Linked DNA regions of Mus musculus: region 2 is linked to region 1. The links are chromatin loops, found by intact Hi-C in ENCODE. Cell type or tissue: gastrocnemius. All regions are shown on one strand.

Region 1 (8,000 bases):
GATGACAGAAGCAAGGGTAGGGAGTGAGAAGGAGAAAGAGGCCAGGAGAAACATGTTTCAGTGGATGCCAGTAGTCTTTAATTGGTTCAGGAAACACTTTTTTCCCAAAGGATCTGTTATTTGCAAGATTCTGACCCAAATATCTGGGACACAAAAACAGGTAATATTGCCTCCCTTGACTATGACAATGCATTGGGAAGCATTCAAATAAATGGAGAATTAAACAGAGACCTGCAGGTATTCTCATGCTATAGTTAGTCCAGCATATCCATGGGTTTTAGGATGTAGTCAATCGTGGCTAGAAAACAGTTGGGGAAATATGTATCTGTAACAAATATGTACAGACTATATTTTCTTACTGTGCCTTAAAGAATGGAGTATAGTAACTGTGTACCTAAATTTGCGTTGCATTTTATATAATACATAAGCCCTAAAATGATTGGAGTTACACAGGAGGAGCTGTGGAGATTACATGTCAATACTAAGCCATTTCATAAAAGGGACCTAAGCACCCACATCTTTGGGGTTTGGAATGGGATGGGTGTTTCTGGAATTGAGCTCTTGGGAACAGCAAAAACAATTGTTCTACATAAAGAACTGTGAGGGAGCACAGAGGAGAGGCGGCCATCAGTGTGGCACTGCGGTGCCAGAGAGGATCCCTGGAAAAGGTGATCCAAGATGATATTAGAATAGAGCCTTGTACTAGAGGCAGCAGTGGGAAAGGCTGCCAGTTCCAGGAATGTCACTACTGCCCAAGCAGCAGAGATCTCCCACTAAGCAGAAAACAGCTGTTAAAGCTTTAGATATTAGACAAAATTCCCTTGGCTGTGTAGGGATGCCAATGGGACCAGGAGAAGCAGGCCCAACCAAGTAGAGAGGCTGCATACAATGCTCTGGAGATGGGTGAGCAAGCCTGCTAGGATAGGTCTCTTGTCCTGGAAGGAAGGTGTCTTTAACCAGTCCTCGTGTTGGACATGGACAACCTCTTCCTTACAAGCATATGGCTACTCACAAAGTCAGAAATGTATATGCTGCATCCTCCAAATTCACCTGAAATGTCAATGTAACTTCACGAATGGTAGATGTTCAACCTTAACTACACCAGCACCAGTACTACTTGGAATCACAAATACAGTCACCAAACGTAAGATGGTTCTGAAAATTGTGGTATAGCTTGCTAGATGAACAATTCAGCAGTACATGGGAAGTTGTAATTCTAGAAGCCACAGTGAATGGTAAAAGCTTCTAAAAATCTATATTCAAATCAATATGAAAAATGTTCAGATGGGGGCTGGGAAGAGAGCTCAGCTCGTAGATTGCTTGCCGTGGAGGGATACGGACCTGAGTTTGGAGCCTCAGAACCAATGTAAAACCTTGGTGAAGAAACAGTATGTGTCTGTAAGTGCATCGTTAGAGTAGAGGTAGGGGTAGAGACAGGCAGAGAGCCCTGGAAGTACCCTGGTAAATAGAGAACAACCGAGAAAGGCATCTGCCATTGACCTCTGGCTTCTGCATGCATGTGATGGTGGGTAACCACCCCCCCCAACACATACATGCACACCATTCACTCATCCACATACACAATATAGACATATTGTGTGTACACATATATACACATACATACACGTGGATAGAAAATACTGAACTACTAGCAATGGCACTTTTCTTCTTCTATCTATGTTTTATAGAGCTTTCTTATACTGCTTATATAATGCTTGAATCTAAAGAAGCCTAAACTTGAAATGTGTGTCCTGATCAAGGCAGAGACAGGAAATGCCCTAGATAAATGACACTGTTTATGTGTTTGTTTCTACCATTGCGGGTTCCCTTTTCTTCCTGATTGTATTCTGGTTTGTGTGGTATATTCATTTCACTTGTTAAAGCCCCCTTCAGTCTTTCTCTTGGCCATCGCTGCCCCCTTGCTCCCTTGATCTGTGGGATGTATTGTGATGTCTGCCCACTAATTTTTGCTGTGACTGGGGCTGGTGTCTGGTTGGTGATTCACGTTTGTTCCGAAGCCGAACATCTGTGCTGGTTGCTTTGAAACAGTGCCCCAGGGAATGTGAAAGGCCCTTTGTCTCACTGAAACTTCTTCTCTACAACTGAGACCTCTTCCTGGCTTCTTCTGATTTCCAGCAAGCTACCTCCCTTTTGAGTTCAGGCTATGGGGTTACAGGGTAAAGGAGAAAAAGAAAAGAAAACCAAAGAGGAAAGAGTTTGTGTGGGGAGGGATCTAGTGTCAGCTCATATGGGCCCACGTGCTTCGTAAGTGTGGCAGAGCACCCTTCCCCCAGTCTCACTTTCTTCTGCTACTGTTTTGTGAATGTAGCCTCTGCACACAGGAAGGCTGATAGCAGAAAGACAAATGAGCCCTACTAGAAAACTCATGGAAAAAAGTCTTAAGGGTTTTGCATACTTGGCCAGATGCTGATGTAAGTCCAGAGAGCATTGATAGTCATAACAGTGAGTGGCATCACATGAGCACTGACCAAAGCACTCAAGCTACAGACTGCCTGGCATCCCAAACACTCACCTTTTGGTCTTGCCAAACTTGCTGGAGTTTAAGACGTTGGCTGTATGGCCACTCTTTAAAGTATTCTGCTGGTTTACTATGGAAAGGCTATGAACATGTACACCAAAATGAATAATAATGATACCGTTTTACATGGAATTTAGAAGTTCACTTGTAGGCTTTGGCTGACCCCAGTTTCACCATTTAAGAACCTGCCCTCTTTGCCATTAAGAAGAATTCAGAAGGTTGGAGAGATGGCTCAGTGCTTAAGAGTGCCAGCTACCCTTTCAAAGGTCCCAAGTTTGATTCCCAGCACCCACAAGGTAGCTTTTACCCATCTGTAACTCTGCTCTCTTCTGGCCTCCAGGGGAAGGGCCATGCATGTAATGCAATACATATGAACAGGCTAATACACATACAAATAAATAATATACATATGTATAATATATCTATATATACACACACAGACATAATAAGTATATATGAAGAGTTCACAGAAAGAATCAGGACATAAAAGGTTTGCATGTCACCAAGAATCCTTCTTTACAAAGTAACTGTTTAGCTTCTCAGCAGCTAGTAGAGATGTCACTCAAGGCAGGTGTGCAATGTGCTTCATTATACTTCCACTTGTTCTGAAGTACAGGCCAGGAAGGCTGGCAAGAATGTGAATCCAAAGGATTACACACCTGCCTGAGGCATTGGGAAGGTGCCCGTCCCAGACCACTGGGCTTCTGAGAAGATCCGTCTATGGAGCACATAGTAAGTGGCTGCAGCACCTGCTTGGCCCTTTGCCTAGGGCTCCTCATGTGCAGCTTTCTATCAGCCTTTGTATGGAGTCTGAAAGCAGCTTTGATCAACAGTCTCTAGGGTGGCACCATACTCCCTCATCTGGTTCCAAGGGAAGCCAGAGTTCAAGGCAGTCTGCTGCCTCCTTCTGGCTTTTTCAAGAAGGTACTTTGTGTCCCTGGAGAATCATTCAGGAGTGGCCATAGACTGACTCTTACATACCAAAAACAACTTTTGATAGAAAAGAAATGGCATTCCATTACCCAGTATGCCATTGTGTAACTGAGAGTGAAAACGGCTGTAAAGTTATGGAGTGGGAAAAGGCGCCTTCCAGTGTTCCATCAGCAACTAGCTTAGCTCTCCCTCATCCGTGGTCTTTGTATGCTTTCTGCTGCCCATCATCAAAGATGGCTCAACACTATGCAATGGAAAAGTCTAGAAATAAACAGTTCATGAGTTTTAAATAGCATTTATCACAGTATTTCTCATCTCAATAAATTTGTGTGTGTGTGTGTGTGTGTGTGTGTGTGTGTGTGTGCATGTGTACACATGCTTGTGCAAGACAGAGCTCCACATTAAATGGCTTCCTTAAGAACTCTCTGCTTTATTTCTCAGCACCAGGTCTATCTGCAAACCTGGGCTTCACCGATGTGTGTTGACGAGCTGGCCAGTGAGCTTTCGGGACTTGCTTCAGTACTTCCGGTGCTGGAATTACAGCTGTGACCCTGCACTTACTTTTTCACAGAGGTGCTTCAGCTCCAGAGTCTGATCTCTGTGTTTTCACATAAAGAATGTATATCCACAGGGCTATGTCTCCATTTCTCCAGTATAGTTAAGAATTGTCTTGGTCATAGTTGATGTGAATCTCTTGCTGCGACTGATTTGCAAACTTTATCACCAGTGTGTCTATATAGGAAGAAACAGCATGCATGGAGCTGCTAGCATCTGTTTTGTTTGTTTGTTTGTTTTCAGACAGCTGCTTAGGGTCTTAGGATGTATCCCCTTCATCTCAATGAGTTCAGGGAAACCAGCATGTTTCCTTAAACAAGATATTGATGTTTGGTTTTCTCTGTCTTATTTACCTCCAATGTAATGGAATCATATTATAAAGCTTGCAGTGTGTGTGTGGCTTAATGAAATTATATACCAGAAAGTACCTTGTAAATTTAAGAAGTATAAGCAAAAGCAACATACACAGAGAGGGAGAGAGACAGAGAGACAGAGAGAGACAGACAGAGGGACAGAGAGACAGAGACAGAGAGAGACAGAGAGAGACAGAGAGAGACAGAGAGAGCAGATTAGGATTTCTCAGAGGATCATGGCATCTGGATAAACATAAAGGAAACTGAACTAGATAAAAGACCATCCCCGCTCCCCATACCTCTCCCACAGTCTCTCAGCAGTGAGAGACAGCAGGGGGCAGTGTGTGCCTGAGAGAAACTGAGCAAGGTGGGCTCTGTCTATTTGAAGCTAAGTGGAGCTGTGCATCTGGGAAGAAAAACATCTGAGATGATTAAAGCAAACTGGGGAAAGACACACTGCTCTACAGTGCTAGCAAGCTGGGGCAGAAACAAGACACAAAAAACACATAGCTCTTGTTTATGTTCAAGATACCAAACTTCTAAAATAGCACTGGGCTTGAAGGTTCCTTCCTGGGTAAGGGGCACTGATCAGAATCTCCCTGCCCTCGGCTGTGACAGCCTGTGATGGGATTCTTCTCAGCTCAGCAGCCTGGGACAGTAATTTGGTGTTATCAGATTAATTAAGTAATTTATGTGGCTAAATTTACATATGAATATTAAATATCAGGCTGGGCTTCTCTAATCAGACAGCCAGTGTTTTCAGGGTAACACTTTGTTCCCAAAACATTCAGAAATATGCAAATTGGATTCTTTAATGAGGCTGATATTTATGTAAGGGAGAAGTCTTCCAGCTAGGAAGACGCCTTCCCATGATATTTTTGTCTGACACCTAAAGCTATGCTAGATGCTTCCCTCTGGAGCTGCTCATTATCAACAACATTATTTATTTATTTATTTTCCGCTTTCCATTCTGACTCTGTGACAGTCGGTCTGGCTGTGGCGAGGTCATAAGATCTGCCCTCTGGTCCAAATTCTGGGTTGCTATTTATTAATAGTAAACCTGGGTAATGAGTAGAGTATGCGGAACTTGGTTTTCTATGGACAGAACAGGAGGGACTGAAACCAAGAGCTACAGACTAAAAAACTCTCTGCAAAGCTTTGCAGGGTGAGCCTGGCACACAGTGCCTGCCACCTGTAAGTTCTCCATATAGGTGAACTGTCCTGTGCAGTTCTCAACTGACCAGACTCTCCTGTTTTTCCTTCTAAGCTTTGATGTGGAAAATGGCCCTTCTCCAGGTCGGAGCCCACTGGACCCTCAAGCCGGCTCTTCGTCGGGACTGGTACTTCATGCCGCCTTTCCTGGGCACAGCCAGCGCAGGGAGTCGTTCCTCTACAGATCTGACAGCGACTATGACTTGTCACCAAAAGCGATGTCCAGGAACTCATCACTTCCCAGTGAGCAGTAAGTAAAACTCTTCCGGTTCCTCACTGGGTTTGAGCCTCACCCTTGACCCTACTGAAGTAGCAGCAGCAGCAACGGTTGCCATCCCAATGGAGGCAGGAGAGAAACTGAAGAAGTAGCAAAGACATCCATCCATCTTAAGGACTTGCAGAATATAGACCAGGGTTCCCATGGTGTAAAGGAAAACAAATCAAGGCAAGCGCAGTGTTCAGCTCATGTCTGCTATCTGAGAATGTTCACTGGGTTTATTTCCTGACCTGTTCAATTGTTTATAGACTGGAAACCTTAACACCTTTGGCAAATCATACTTGAATATATGGATGTATGAGGTCTAGGACTGGAACAAAAATGGTGGTTGCTTCCTAACCTCCCTCACTGGCCTTGGCTCAGTGACATTTAGGTAAGGGATCACCCAGCCACATGCCTGTGTCCCTTCTGTGAAACCTTGCCATCATACTTATCCTCTGCCTGGCTCCCTGGAGAGATACAGAGCAGCCAAAGCACAGTCAATCTTCTTGATTGGCTCATTCTAATTGCAGCTAACTGTTGGTTTGTTTGTTTGTTTGTTTGTTTAAAGAATGACAAAGGGTTTGTAGTGCCTGTTTGCTTAAGTTTCTGAACCCAAATAAAATTGGTTGCTGAAAGCCATGACTTAAAAGGTTTCTGGGCACACAATCATTTTTAACACTGCATGTTGTGAAACTATCAGTAACTCCCTAAAATCTCCAGTCTGGAAAAGTCCACTAGGTTCTTGTCCTCTGTTAAAAAAAAACCCCAAAACATTCGCCTTCTTGTGAAAGGGGTAAGGAATGTTTTAAAGTTGGCAGTAGGAAAACATTTTGCAGAGTCCCTCTGCTGGTAACTTTTATTGCAAGTACTCTAGTCTAGGAACTGGAGAGCTGACTGGGCTATTAACAGCGTTTGCTCTTCTTGCAGAAGATGTAGGTTAGGTTGCCAGGACCCCCATGGCTGCTCTGAAACTCTGGTTCTAGGAGATCTAACATCCTCTTCTGGCCTCTGTAGATGCTAAACACATGGTATGGTGTACACATATACATGCAGGCAAACACTTATATGAATGTAAGAAAAACAAAAACAAATAAATCTGTTTTTAAGGCAGTATATAGTTATAAAACATTCCAATCATGAGTGGGCCAAAATCCACATTTTTTTACTTTCTTGTAAAAGATCTATTGACTCTCCTATACACTTTGCAGTATGCTAGGCTGCAGGGGTTTAAAAAAATGAGCAAAATAATGTGAAAAATCAAAGATGGGTTACAACCAGATCTCATTCCTCAAAAGTCTGTGTACTCTGAAGGGAACTGCACTAAATGGTGATGTTAAGAGGGGCACACACAGGCACACTAAACTCCGCAGACAACTCACATTGAATGTGCGTGTGCTGTAGGCCAGGTTCCTTTACTCATGCTATCTGTTAGCCTAACATCCAAACCGTAGACACTGCCAAGCCTACGTAGTCTGGATTTTATCATGAGAGAGCAAGGGAAATGCAGTGAACTCAAAGTACGCACACATGCTGTCTCAGGCCATTTTACAAACAAAAGGCTAGCTTTGGAATAAATGTATTTCCACGATTAATTTTTACTCTACTAGTTCCCAAGCTCATTCGAGCCTCCACAAAGAGTCTCCAGCTCATGTAGCCTTTATAGAAGAGGCTAATAAAACCCTAGGTTAAACTCTCCCATTTCCTTATGTGGAATAAAAATGATACAGAGAGTTTAAACTTGAAGATAATTGAAAACTTACAAGCCAGTTCTGACTCTGGCTTATGAAACTACAGTTGTGAATATCTCTGCACCCAGCATTCCTGCCACTTGTGTTATCTCTTTATGATTTCATGGACCACTTAAACATTCCCATACCATTACTATTACCTTTATGTCCCTACTATAGTGACAACTTTGGTTCTGGACAAGCAAGAATTGTGTGTGAAAATTATCTAGCATCGTTCTTTTCAACTTTCTTATTTCTACTAGTTCCCAATAGTGTGGTGTGTGTGGGTGTGTGGGTGTGTGTGTGTGTTGCATGCACATGGGTGTATGGATAACTATGTGTATGTGTCTGTGTGTGATATACATAGGTATGTGGGTGACAGTGTATGTGTGTGTGCATGTGTGTGTGTGTGTGTGTGTGTG
Region 2 (8,000 bases), 490 kb after region 1:
ACATTGTTAATGTCCAACTGAAATAACATTCCTTCTTGAAACACTGTCAATTCTTATGATCAGCCTTTTAGACTGGTCCCATGTTTAGTTTCTGCCTTCTATCCTAAATATGTGTAGTGCCGGGGGCAGGTGTGTGTGTGTGTGTGTGTGTGTGTGTGTGTGTGTGTGTGTGTCACAGATTGTGGACATGTATCATGGATATAATAATTTATTCTCCAAACTGAACTTCTGTCTTCCTCCCTTTATTCCCGGAGTACATTTAGCCTGTGCTAAACACATCTTTTGCCTCATAAGAAAAAAGAGATTTCAGTACAAAGCCAGTGCAGATTAAAGTGACCCTTAATGCTGTTTTAAAGAAAAAGTGGCATATTCGATACTACATCCACCAGTATTTTCCAAATCATGTTTGATTTATTAGCACAAGCAAACATTCATTGTGTTCTGAAACAACGTGGTCCTGTGTCACAGCTGTCTCTCTTCAGATATGGGCAATAACTTTCAAAGTCCTCATGAAACTTAGAGTGTCCCTAAACTGGTCAGGGTCTTTTTAAGTATAAGAGTAGCCCTTAAAAAGCTTTAGGAAACGCCCCGTCTAATTATAATTCACAGCTCCATCGAAGGATATGTAAATCAAATTATATAAGAAAGATCATTGTAGCTTTAAGGGAATTTTGCCCATTGGAAGTGAGTTGTTATGTGTGCTCACTAATATCTTTCAGTGAGTTTTAATTTTATTTTCTAAAGAACTCTTAACCCCACGTGGAAATTGTTTCACTTTTTAAAGATTTGAATCTCTGATCAATACTTCAAGCCCCCATTGTTGAAAGGTTGAACATCCTTGGAGTAATTGACTCTAGTGAAGACTCTTTAGTTATCGTGTCAGAATCCTGTTAGAGCCATGCTGATAGTTTTACGTAACTTTTGGACTGCTATGAAAACATTCTCGTTAGAGCCAAATGCAGTGCACTGTTTTCTCAGCATACACTCAGAGGACTAACCCTGAGGTAGGCTTCGGTTTTTGGTTTTGTTTTTTTTTTTTTTTTTTTGTTATTGTTGTTGTTGGTTTTTTTTTGGGGGGGGGTTGGTTTTTTTTTCTTTTTTACTTTTTAAAAAAAAATAATCATTTTTACATAAAATCAAATTTAAAAGATGTTTATTTAAAATTGTTTGTAGCAGACAGAAATGACATTTATGTTTTCTGAACATAATTCAAAAACTTTAATCCCCTCAGAGTCTGTGAGTTATTACCTGAAAGACAAGCTACCCATAAATTTCCCGCTTCCTAGACTAAGCATATATTAATTCCACCTGACTCAGCCAACTTCATTATCTTATTGGCATCTTTTCTGGCAAAATGAATCTCATGTATTCGTCATCACCTTAAGCTAGTTAAAATAATAAACTGCAAGACTGCCTCAGACCACCCAATACCTGGTGTTTTTCTTCGGAGTGGCTGGGATGACATTTCTTAAAGCTGCATTGACTCCACAGGTTGGTGTTTAATTACTGCTTTTTAAAATGAACATGCATGGAAGAGATGGGTGCCTCTCCCTCTGTCTTCCTACCCCTTCCATCCTCCTGCATCCTCCTCCCATCTCCCCCACACACACCCCCACCCCACTTGGCCCCTTAACTCAGTCAAAGGGACCTGGATAATTGCTGTTGAATGATCATTTTGGAACCCAGCAGGAGCTGCAGCGGTAACACTAGAGCCCTCCCTACTAGCAGAGGAGGAATTTCCAGGGCTGATTTTAGGCTGTTTGAACACTATTGTGTTTCAAATGAAAAGGTTTTCTCATTAGTTTTTCCCTTGTGTAGGGCAAAACCTCTGAATGAAATGACCAGTTTGAATCATCAGTTCCTAACAAGTGGCAGTGTAAGCCATTTGGGTTTTACTGTTAACAATAAGAAACTAAGAAAGGCATCACAGAGAAATGTTGCTGTGTTTCTAACTTAGAGTTATGCAATCCATCGGGTCAGTGAAGATGTTTATCAGTGTGTACTTTGACCTGGTAGTGGCCTTTATTTCAGATTATCCGTGACCCACGTAGCAATGTACACTGACTCTCTGTATAATCCTCTGCTACATGTACCATCGCACAAAACATCTCGGGCATCAAATATTCACAGAAGAAACGGTGTGTTCAAATATTCAAGTATATTTAAATTTTAGTCAGAAAGTCAGTGCCTCGTCTTTCTTCCCTCCTGCTCATTTCAACAGTGTGTGACTTACTGGCCCAGTATGGCTTACTGCTTCCTGTGAGCTCAGCCCGGCAGCAGCAGAGGCTTGCTCCCTCTGACGACCCACCGCTATGAGCTCTCTACAGGGCAAGCAGGACAGAAATGCGGCTGAACTGATTGAAGATAATAATCATGATACCATCTCCATATCACTCACCTTATGAGTTAGTAAAAGTGTGGATATCATTTTTTGTAACTGGTGATTTTTATAAATGTCCTTGCCTTCATAGTCCTTCCAGTCACCCATCTCACAAAATCTTGAATATGCAATTATTCTTCATGACACATTACTGCAAATAGGGTTCCCATTTGAAAATGCAGTTTAATGTAAGTTGTTATTGAATTGTGATTTTTTTTTCCTGGAAAATAAATGGAAAAAATATGAAAATAAACCAAGCTGTGAACCTTTTATTTCCTGCACCTTAAATTTTTACCTACATTTCTGGAAAATGTAATTTCATAATTAAGGAAAAGATGGTAGGCCCAAGGTCTAGCAAAGGCAAGAGCTTTCAAGTGAGAGGAATTCAATTCCATGCTTAGAGACCCAAGCATGTTACATCATAGTTGTAAATATCCTCATAAAAATAAAATAATATAAAATAAAATATAAAATAAAATGAATAGCGGGGTGTGGTGCTAGAGAGACGGCTTAGCTCTAGCTAAGAGAAGAGCACTAGCTGATTTTCCAAAGGACCCAGGTTCAACTCTCAGGACCTACATGGCAGCTCACAACTGTCTGTAATTCCAGTTCCTGGGGATCTGACACCCTCACAGAAACATTCACGTAGGCAGAAAACCAACGTGTGTAAAATAAAAATAAATCATAAAAATGTTTTAAAAATGAATAACGGGTTTTCTACAACAACAGGTCTTTAGGTTTAAATGAGGTAGCAGCTATTGGTCACTGAGCAGATATCAACCTAGTTGGTAGTAGTCAGTGGGCAATTCTTTCCTGCTCTTATCTTTGTGTAAACAGGGCTAGGGACTGGCTTTAGAGCCCTTAACACCTTGCTGGAGTCCCGATGCTAATTACCGTCCTAGCTCCGGCGGACCAAGAGAACATTTGTCAAGCATCCTGCTGTATTCTGTGGGCGGCGTCCTGTCTTCGTTCCTAAATACCTTCACCACAGCGCTTCTGCAGCTTCAGTAGTCTGGGGTCCTCCGAGGGCTTGAAGGAGCGCAGCCTGCTTCTGTAACCAGCAGAGTTTTAAATCCTGTGCTCCTAGGTGCGTCCTTTAACGTTCTAGTTCTCGGTGAGCTACTTCTATAAAATCATTTTGTGACAGAGTTTTGTGGCAACTGAACGGCTGCACAGCATCTGTTAGCAGCGGGGGGGGGGGGGGGGGTGAAGAGTGTGGGGGGGGGGGATGTGGGAGGGGGAATGGGCAGCTTCTAAGTCTTCAGGTCTGTTCAGGTCTGGGTTGTCCTAGAAAATTTGCACGTTTCCCACTGGCATCCCTGACGTCCTCAGGGGGAGAAACATGATACAGGGCTCTGGGGGCACATGTTCACAGTCAGACCTGGCAACCGTACAAGGCAGCAGGACTGGGAAGGCTCCAGAAGACAGAGATGGTGGGATTCCTAAGATGGCTCGGAGGCCCATCGTGCAGGGGAGGGGCGGCCCTGGCAGTGTTTGAGGAGGTCACCCTGGAGACGCCCTAGGTGCCCACAGGGACTGCTCGACCAAGCGATGCCGGAGGCAGCAACCGGTCTTCTGCAGCTCTGCTGAGGACGATCCCAGGTCCTGGTGGTCCGACCTGCCACCCAGTGCAGAGCAGGTATGTGCAGGCTCTTGGGGACAAAGCGTCCAGGAAAGGAGGCTGGGGAGGAAACAGCCTATGTGGGGGAAAAGGCGATCTCTTCATCCAGCCCAAGAAAACCAGAAAAAGTGGTCCCAAGTTTGGTCTTCAAAGCGCGGTGAGCTCATCTCATCTGCAAATGCTGGTCGCCAAAGGTCTTTGCTACTTCCCTGCACTTCTGGGGACCTCTGAATTCCCATCTGGGTTCTCTCTAGGGAGAACTAGTCTGAAAGCCGAGTTGGGACCCGCTAATTTTCGCGAACTGACAAGCATGGGAGGTACCCTTACGTTAGGAATGGAGCGCTTAGTTCTTCTGGAAGGGAAGACTCAGTAGAGGCACGCTTTACTATTGAGTAAACTACTCAATTGAGTAGCCGACTATTGAGTAAAGCAAGGTGAATATTCCAAAGAGACAAGCACAGGTTGTGAAGGGGTCCGGAGGGCGCAAAGGGCTCCTCCTAGAGGAATTCAAAGTTTATGAATATTTATGAGATAGATAGCATATTCATGGCGTTAGGTGATAGGTTTTTTGTTTTTGTTTTTTCTCCCAACTTATAATAAACCTGACCTCCCTTTTAGGGAATTTCTTCCTATGATTTCTAGAAAGAGCCCCAAAGAAGGTCAAAATCACAAAACAAGGCCATGGTCTTAAAGTGGGTACACACTTCGATATTGTGCATGTGTAAGTCGATAAGCTGATGCTTTCACTTAGCGCTCTGACTATCAGGAGACTCCACTATCATAATACAGCTGTCGTTCTCTTGGGTAATAGACCTCTGGTTCCCCCTTAAGGCTGTTTTAGTGCCACAATTGACCTCATAGCTCTGTTCCTTGCAATTTTTTTTTTAAACTGAAGTTTCACGATGAAAGATGGGGCCAGGTTTTCCAAGACTGGTAGTCTCCACAAATAGGAAGCAGGCCCAGCTCTCTGAGGAACTGGGAACTCCCAGTGCCACCTCTCCAGACTGTCTACTGTATCCAAGCACAAACGCTCCCACCACGTTGCCTCCAACACCACGACAGCAAATATTAACTAGCGAGCTTATAACAAGATTAGATTCAGAGAAAAATAAAAATGTTGGCTTGCAGCGCAGGACAGCATCTTTCTATAGTTGCCCATCTTTCCAGCGTGACTTTCTCCCACTCCATCAGTTAAGCATTTGGGCTACAAATTAGTCTCCTTGTGTGAATGATATACACTACTGAATAGAAATTGTCCTATTTCCAGTTGTACTGGCACAACAAAATAATTACTTACACTACACATTATTGCTCTCCGGGAAATCTCAGGACCCCCTTCGAAAGGGTCATACAAGCAGCGGGGTCCTCCGCCTAGGATGAAATCTAACTACAAAAACTAAAAGGTTTTCATATTTTTCCCCTTTTTTGCAGCATCAGTTTTTCCTATAGTCTGTGACAATGTCAGCATTGGCTAAAGAGAAACTGTTTCTTGCAATGAAGAAAAGGGGGAGCATGTGTTCCCCAAATAATCGTGAGTTCCGACAGAAGGAAGGTCACTGGCGCATCAAACAGTGAGTACCTGGATGTCTAGCATGTCCAACTGTGAGCAATGTTTACCAAGAGCCAAAAACATTTTCCTAGGAATGGAACAAGGTAGAAACTGGCAAATACGGGGCTCCACTGGTCCTTGGAGCCATAATTAAGATGAAAGAGGAGGCTTACATTGATGCTTAGAGCATGTTTGGTGCTTTCAAAACTACCTCTCACCATGTAAAAAACAAAAGCAAAATACAAACATCTATACTGCAGACCAGCCACCCTCACAAGCCCCTTAAATTCTTCTCAATATTATGAAACTGCATAGTTGTATAGTTTGTAATCATCATCACTGATTTAATACAAATTTTGTACTATATTTTCAGTCTTTATTTATATCCTCTTAAATGGCTATATAATATTTTATGAATGTGTAGCCAGGATCAGTTTATCATCCCCACATGATTGGACATTTTCAATTTGTCGTCTTCTTCTTTTTCTTCTTCTTCTTCTTCTTCTTCTTCTTCTTCTTCTTCTTCTTCTTCTTCTTCTTCTTCTTCTTCTTCTTCTTCTTCTTCTTCTCACTGTTTTGCTTTGCAAAACAGACCAAGGTTGATTACAGTTGTGGAAGACAAATCTTTTTATTATCAAAGTGCTTCAGCTGGCGCCCATGCTCATTTACAATTTGACCAAGCCAGCTCAGTCAGTCAACATGTTCTCCAGGAAGGGAGGGAGGATTAAAAAGAAAAGAGACAATTACACAACACTGTAGCATGACCCCATCCAGTTCTGAGGCTGAAGCGGGTTTACTTTTTTCCAGTATGCTTTTATATCATTCTAGGTACATACGAAGAATATGGTCAGTCCTAAGGCATAAACAGAGGTGTTAAAGGAACAAACAAAGCACAGACAGGGTAGGTAAGGAACAAACAAAGCATAGATGGAAGGTCCCAAGATTACTGTCGTCAGGGTCTTAACAAGACCCATCAAGATACAAAGAACACATTCCTCAGCTGTATTCATCCTGAGCCTACTTCCAAGTCCTAGCCCAAAGTCAGATTCCTGCCAAGTTTCTAGAAGAGGCCCCAAAAGCGCTCCACAGCAGTTCCACTTTCAGTCCTACAAGTTTGTAGACTGCTAACACAGTCTTGTTTTTATTTTTATTTTTTTTACATGGTTGGAAAACTGAGTATACCAGAACAGAAACCCACTGCAGGTCAGAGGAAGGATGCTACAGCTACAGTAATTAATTCCTGCTTCTGAGCCTCAGCAATTCTGGCTGTTCCTTCTTAAACCACTACAAGTGTTCTCCCATGCACTCTCTCTGTCTTTTGAGGTTGGGGCATTGGTGAGTAAACCCAGAGCCTCTGGCACATTCTACCACTGAGCGACACCCCAGCCCTCCTTCTGTGTTTACCTCATGGCTGCTAACTTGCCCAGACTGGACTTGGGCTCTCTTTGTTCTTCCAAACCACGGTAGAGAATCATCTGAAATCAGGGTGTGGTCAAATTTAAAGAACTAACTTTGTATCTGTGCAGGAAGGGAGAGCTCTTATGTCATGCACAGCACGTGTGTGACGGCCAAAGGTCAGCTTTCAGGATGTGGTCTCACTTCCATCATGAGGATTAGGGGATCAGATCGTGCCAGGTCATGAGACTTGTCAGTACCTGTCTTTAACCGCTGAGCCATCTCATAGCTCTAGTTTGTCCCCAGCAAACCACGATTCTTACAGTATTGGTGATTCTCTTTCATGTGCGTCTTCAACTGGTAGGAAAGTTATGAAATATTAGTGGCTCTCTGGTGGAGATGTGATTTGACATTGACAATGTGTCTGGAGATGATACATCTTTTTCTTGAAAATTAATTGAAAGCACCTTTTCAAAAACTAATGTCAGCATTATAAGTCATCTCCTGAAGGACACTCAAGACCTGAACATCATCTCGTTTACCACCCCCCTCCCCACCACACACATATACACACATACACACATACACACACACACACACATACACACACACACACACACATCCTGCTAGGTCCTTTCGTTCTTTCTGTTTTACTGTGGAATAGCTGAGTCTTTCAGGTCAAGCAACTTGTTACAATGGCAAACATCCAGTCCCAAATTCAGAGAGAGGCTCCAGGGACCCCAGGCGCTGCCCCATCCTCCCCACTCCTGTGGGCATGCTGCCCTCTGTCTGGCCGTACCGTGCTCTCCCTCAGTGTTCTGTCTGGCCCCAGCCACTGTTGGAACCCTACTCCTTGTATGAAAGGTTCCCCTGTCTTCTGCTTTCCTTCCTTCTCCTTCCTACCTCTTCAGGAAGCTCAGTTCCTATCCTTGACCACACCCATCTGTAACCTGAGGAGCCACTTTTCTGTCTGTCTGTCTGCTCCTCCTTTTCTTCACAGGCCTGTGTGTGGTGGGTTTGGTGGTGGTAGTGGTGAAGGTACTGCTGCTGTTGTA

Evidence for each region. A loop is a pair of places that touch in the nucleus more often than their neighbours do. Peaks named below come from ENCODE experiments on the same cell type or tissue, not always from the same donor. Only the 100,000 strongest peaks of a DNase experiment are listed, where the experiment ranks them.
Region 2: it touches region 1 in a loop (3-fold over the local background); 6 of 42 quality-filtered maps call a loop at or near these places.

Annotation. Positions count from the first base shown.
Region 1 is chr4:102,481,564-102,489,563 of GRCm38, forward strand. It overlaps Pde4b (phosphodiesterase 4B, cAMP specific), which reads left to right. Exons shown (of 15, transcript NM_019840.2): 2 at 5,648-5,842. Among named protein-coding and RNA genes, the nearest start is that of Gm52668, 30 kb to the right of the region's middle. In gastrocnemius, CTCF peaks have their summits at 3,433 (motif pointing left), 4,713 (motif pointing right) and 6,686; DNase peaks (open chromatin) are centred at 3,283, 4,711 and 6,804; H3K27ac peaks cover 386 bases.
Region 2 is chr4:102,974,794-102,982,793 of GRCm38, forward strand. Gm12709 (predicted gene 12709) reads right to left here. Exons shown (of 4, transcript NR_040444.1): 3 at 2,399-2,600. It also overlaps a transcript of Sgip1 not described here and a transcript of Tctex1d1 not described here. Among named protein-coding and RNA genes, the nearest start is that of Tctex1d1, 7.6 kb to the right of the region's middle. In gastrocnemius, no CTCF peak of the experiment used is centred here; DNase peaks (open chromatin) are centred at 3,393 and 3,831; H3K4me3 peaks cover 1,418 bases.